2 separate regions of the Homo sapiens genome follow, and region 1 is linked to region 2. A link is a contact called in ENCODE Hi-C or POLR2A ChIA-PET data. All regions are on one chromosome and are shown on one strand. The core of a region is the stretch at or near the end of the contact, and the rest is flanking DNA. Distances in the headings are between cores, read along the strand shown.

Region 1 (2,977 bases), core at 158-2,657, 2.2 Mb before region 2:
CAGAAAGTGGGAGGTTAAGGTTAGGTTGGCATTTTGCTTCTGTCTGTGAGGTGGTGCTATGTATACCTAGGGTGGGGGGAACAGTTTTAGATTGGAGTGGGGAAGCAGGCTATGGAACCATATACCTCAGTCTGGCCATCACCAGAGGCTTCATTATCTGAAGAGTACTTCATTATTTGTTGAGTATTTCCAAAACTGAAATTCCAAGTATAAACATGAAAAGATTCTAGAAGCAACTGTACATGATTTGGAGATTATCTACCCGAAGGCTCTAGTTCCAAAACATCACAGAATAAAAAAAAAAATATAGATTCCTATCTCAATTGCATGACGCAACAGCTCTGCGATTCTCTGCATGAAACCTCAATCTTATCTAGATAACGGGCCAATAACAGGTCCTACGTCATGGGATCCTTGTGAGGGTTAAACGAAATTAATACATATCAGTGTGTGTGCTTTGCAAAACAGCAGGAGATATGCAAATTTCCTGTGTTCCTCTCGAGAAAATGAGGAAGACACGGAGACTAGGAATGTCTTTCAGGAATGGATGTTTATACTTAATTGGTCTGCAAAATTTCTCTCCCCTAGAGAAAAACAAACACTTCTCTCCAAAGGCAGAAGACACCCTGGTACCCCCATGAGCTGGGAATGGCAGTCAAGATTAAGATACAGATGAAAAAGCAGAAGAAATTCCAAATCTCAAGAGGGCAGGACGTTTATAGGGCTTATAGGGGTTTGTGGATAAAGTCCAATTGTCGTGATGTAGGTGAGAGAAAAACGTTTTTCAGTGGGGCTTAGGCCTAAAGCAGACGTAGGTGTGTATGTGAAATGGGAGGGGGAGACGAAAAATCTTTACCCTTGGAGAGCGAGCATGGATTTGCTAGCGAATGGATTTGGGGCCTTAACCAGTCTGGTGGCGACAGGGAAGGGAACAAATTCGGGTAGGGAAGGGATTACAGTGATGACGAAGATGGGGTCTGCAGACAAAGGTGTGGAACACGGAGAGCAAGAGACGGTGCTGGAGGTCGGTCCTCCGGGGGGCGGGCATGGTGATGAGGACCGAGACAGGGGGAGACTGGCGGTGAGGCCTGAAGGGGCGAGTCCCGGAGGCTAGAGCCCAGGAACCGGCAAAGTCGGAGGACAAGGACTCGCCCCGCGATCCCGGCCCGCCCCTGCTCACCTTGCCAGTTGCGAAGGGCCTCGGACTTCAGCGTGAGGCCCGAGGGCGCCAGGGGCTGCTGCAGCAGGAACAGGCGAGGCCCGGAAACCAGCAGCGAGAGCAGCGCAGTGAAGAAGGTGGCGGATGGCACCTCGGGACACAAGCACCAGCTGCGACACCCGGGCCCCGAGGCCGCCATGGCCGCCGTCGTTCCCGCGCCCCGCCTCGACGCCGGCTGCCGGTCCTCTGCTCCTTCCGCCTCCTCGCGGCAGTTTCCCTTGGCAACAGCAGAGGAGCCGGCCGGAGGCCACGCCTCCCAGAGGCCCCGCCCCATGCCAAGTTGTCCAATCCGGTAGCGCCGATCAGCCCCCCCCCCCCCCCCCCCCGTGCGTGGGAGGCCGGGACGGGGGGAGGGGGGTCGGGGCCACTTCCGGGTAGGAATGTTCCAGCACCGTGTTTGATTCCATCCTACTCGGGCTGGTACTGAAACTGCTCCTATAAACTTTAGGAAATTAATCAGGGAAGAAGGGAGGGGGAAAAACGAAAATAAACGAAGCTTGCAGCACACTCTGCGTTCATCACTAGGTCACCTTGCTCTCCGACCTGCTTGCTCATAGCTCTGTGTATCAGCTATGATAGGTGCCCATCGTCTGTCCTAGAATCACGTAGACCCTGTCACAAGATTACAATTCCCCTTAACTCCATAGATAACAACTTGAACATTATGAAACGTTTTCCCTTGGAGATATTCTTTCAGGTCCCGCATACCAGCATAATTACTGACACCAGTTGTTCTGAAGGAGCCCACAGAAGCAAGACTCAATGGGGACTGCAGTTTCCATATCCTGAGGATTTCAACCCCCTTACCCTGACCAGTCGATGACCCCAATTTTCCAGCCCCTCACCCTTCACAATGCCCTTTAAAATCCCAGCCCGGAACTCCTTGGGGAAGATGGATTTGTTGGTCTCCCTGCGTCTCCTCCTAGGCACCCTGCCATCTTTAAACCCTTTTTCTGCTGATAACCCTGCTTCCTCAGTGTAACTGGTCTGTTATTGCACAGCGGGCCTAGGCACCTGTTGGTCCTGTAATAATACCTCATGATTATTATGCCTTACAGCTCACAGAACTCTTTCATATCACGATCTTCCCATCTGTATTCATCCCTATTACACCAAAGAGGAAACAGGACTAGGGAGGGCCCTGGGTAATTCAGTTACATGGCAAAGACAGAATTAGAACTCAGTTCCTCCTGCTATGGCCCGGAATTGGCCTCCAGTACAGCCAGGGGCAGCTTTATCTTCATATTGAAGAAAAGGGGCAGGAGGCTGGGCACGGTGGCTCACGCCTGCAATCCCAGCACTTTGGGAGGCCGAGGCGGGCGGATCACGAGGTCAAGAATTAGAGACCAGCCTGGCCAACATGGTGAAACCCCGTCTCTAATAAAACTACAAAAATTAACCCGGCATGGTGGCGCGTGCCTGTAATCCCAGCTACTCCGGAGGCTGAGGCAGGAGAATCGCTTGAACCCAGGAGGCGGAGGTTGCAGCAAGCCGAGATCGCACCACTGCGCTCCAGCCTGGGTGACAGAGCAAGACTGTATCTCGGAAAAAAAAAAAAGGAAAAGGGACAGGAAACGGGAGAGGGATTCAATGGAAGGGACTCAAAAGTTAGGGATGTAATAGAACACTCATAACCGAGATCTATTTCAGCACTTTACAGTTTGAAAAGTGCTTTTGCTGGAGAACAGCTGTTTAAGGTAGACCTTCCTTTTTTTTTGACAAGAGTCTCACTCTGTCACCCAGGCTGGAGTGCAGTGG
Region 2 (2,700 bases), core at 37-2,536:
CGGGAGGTGGAGGTTGCAGTGAGCCAAGATCGTGCTACTGCACTCCAGACTGGGCAACAGAGTGAGACTCCGTCTCAAAAAAAAAAAAAAAAAATAGGCCGGGCACGGTGGCTCACGCCTATAAGCCCAGCACTTTGGGAGGCCGAGGCGGGAGAATCAAGAGGTCAAGAGTTTGAGACCAGCCTGCTCAACATGGTGAAACCCTGTCTCTACTAAAAAATACAAAAAATTAGCCGGGCGTGGTGGTGGGCACCTGTAATCCCAGCTACTTGGGAGGATGAGGCAGGAGACTCGCTTGAACCCAGGAGGCAGAGCTGAGATAGCGCCACTGCACTCCAGCCTGGGCGACAAGAGTGAAACTCCATCTCATAAATAAATAATCAAACAAACAAACAAACATAAAAAGATAGAGGAGTTCCTTCATCCTGCAGGAAAAAGGGGTGGGTCACGCAGCATCAGAGCTGTGAACTGAGAAATCCTAGGGAAAGAAGAGGCCAGTGCCTGAGTCCCTACTGGATGATGGGAGCAAGGGGGAAGGGTGGAGGCTCCCAGACTGGAACTCTCCAGGAGGTTTTTGGCTGGGGAACAGAAGGGAGAGCAGGAGGTCCCAAGGTAATGAAATGAAGGAGGGAGTTACAACCTTCAGCAAATTCTGGGGAAGTGAAGGGATCTGAGGATGAGGACCGGATTCTGGGACAGGGATGCTGAGCTGCTAAGTCGGGAAGAGGCTGGAAGCCAGGCACGGTGGCTCACGCCTGTAATCGCAGAGCTTTGGGAGGAGGGAGGATCGCTTGAGGACAGGAGTTCAAGACCAGCCTGAGTAACATAGCAAGACCCTGTCTCTACAAAATATTTGAAAATTATTCAGGAGTAGTGGCGAGCAACTCTAGTCCCAGCCACCCAGGAGACTGAGGCGGGAGGATTGCCTGAGCTCAGGAGCTCAAGGCTGCAGTGAGCTATGATTGCACCACAGCACTCCAGCCTGGGCGACAGAGCGAGACCCTGTCTCCAAAAATAATAAATAAAAAACGAGACAGGGCTGGGGCAGAGGAGGCAGCAGGGTCTCTGGGGACCCATCCCCGGGAGCGATCACGCGTGCGGAACGTCCAGGACGAGACCCCAGGGCTTCGATCCCCACGGGGCTGCTCGTGCGGGGTGGGGCGGGGTCTGGGCGGGGTCTGGGCGGGGCCCGGGCGGGGTGGGGCGGGGCCGGGGTCCCGGGGGCCGGGGCGGGGCCGGGCTGGCGCTGCGCAGCCGCGGGGCGGCCGTCGCGCATGCGGGGCTCACACGGCTGCAGCCGGCGCCGCTGCCACTCCCGGGAGCATGAAGGACCGAACCCAGGAGCTCCGCACGGTGAGTCCGGCCCCAGCGCGCGGCCGCCCGCCGCCCGCCGCCAGCGCCAACGCGCCGGACACTTCCCGCCCGGCTCCCGCGGCCAGGATGGTGGCCGCTCCTGCGCCCCCAGCCAGGGCTGAAGGGAGCGGGGCGAGCCAGGGACCTCGACCCCCCTCCGGGTTCCGCCCCTCGGACCCACTCGGGGTCAGGCTCGCGTGAGCTCGGCCGCGCTGACACGTGGACGGTCGGCTGGAGTCCGGGGTCCTGGATAAACTTTTCGGGGCCCTCTTGATTTGGGGGGTTCGGAGGGTATGATGGGGTTTTGGTGGCGGGACCTCTTCCCCCTCCCGCAGAGCAGGCCCTTTCTCTGGCCCCCTCACTGCCCCTCATCTCTGACCTCCCGTGCCCCCTCGGTGTAGACAGACGAGGGGACCGCGGTGGGAACCTCCTTGGTGTAGACAGACGAGGGGACCGCGGTGGGCCGGTGCCGGTCCCCTGCGCGGGGCCCCGCTGCGGGGCGCGCTGCGGAAACCTGATCGTCGGGTGGTGGCGGCCTCCTCGGGCCACCCTGGTCACCTGTGGCTCCCATCACCTGTGGCTCCCCCTCTGCTTGGTCGCAGTAGGGATCCACTGCCCGCCCCAGGTATGGGGGGGGGGGCGTCACACCCGCCCCCGGTCCACCTATCCACCTTCGGGCTTTCGGGCAGCACTGGCTGGCGTTTCCAGACCCTTCAGGGTTCCTTGCGACTTGGATCTATTTTTCTACCTGTATCTGGGAAACCCCTGGGGTGTGGCTCCTGGGGCGGGGTTTGGGGGGAGTAGGAGGATGCACAAACGTTCTGAGTCAGAGCCCACCTTCTCCCAGCCCAGAGACCCCTGCAGCCTGCGTGGGTCCCCTTCCCCTGGCCTCTGCCCTTAGGGATGAGGAGCCCAGGAGGATGGTGACCGGGAGTGGAGGACAGCGACGGAAATGAAGCCTCTCTGGGTGTGTCGGGGAGGGGGGGTGGATCAAGGCTCAAGACTAGATTGAGTCTCATCTGGTCATCTGGTCCCCTGGCTGGCCACCTGGCTGGCAGCCCTGCCTGCTGATCCCTGGGAGCACCCCCCACCCCGCTCCCTGGGCTAGGAACTAGAACCCTAAGGTCCCCTCCTATGGAAAATGTCAAGTGTCCTTTGGGCATTTGACCCCACGGCTTGTCTTCTCCACCCAGAGGCTCCCTGAGTTGGAGCCTGTCTGCCCCATTATGTCATGGTTGCCTCCTGGGCATCCTGGAGCCGGGACCTGGGCTCCCCTGCCTTCATGTCCCCCACTTGCTCTGGCACCACGGCCTCCACTTTGCCTCCAGACCTGTTATTCCTGGCCGA

What was found. Hi-C counts contacts between places; a loop is a spot of excess contacts on that map. ChIA-PET counts read pairs that join two places held with the same protein, here RNA polymerase II (POLR2A). Pooled maps may share reads with other maps.
Region 1: a loop to region 2 is called in a pooled map, with 4 times the contacts of the local background. The contact joins the promoter of RHBDD2 here to the promoter of STX1A in region 2. A Hi-C loop is called at or near these places in 2 of 50 pooled maps. POLR2A ChIA-PET finds 5 or more read pairs at or near these places in 2 of 52 experiments (activated B cell and naive thymus-derived CD8-positive, alpha-beta T cell).

Annotation. Positions count from the first base shown.
Region 1 is chr7:75,877,464-75,880,440 of GRCh38, reverse strand. It overlaps RHBDD2 (rhomboid domain containing 2), which reads right to left and starts at 1,407. Exons shown (of 4, transcript NM_001040456.3): 1 at 1,181-1,407. The coding sequence starts at 1,358. RefSeq lists silencers at 1,027-1,206, 1,307-1,556 and an enhancer at 1,103-1,711.
Region 2 is chr7:73,718,255-73,720,954 of GRCh38, reverse strand. It overlaps STX1A (syntaxin 1A), which reads left to right and starts at 1,286. Exons shown (of 10, transcript NM_004603.4): 1 at 1,286-1,353. The coding sequence starts at 1,324. RefSeq lists silencers at 1,171-1,370, 1,431-1,630, 1,641-1,700, 1,811-1,890.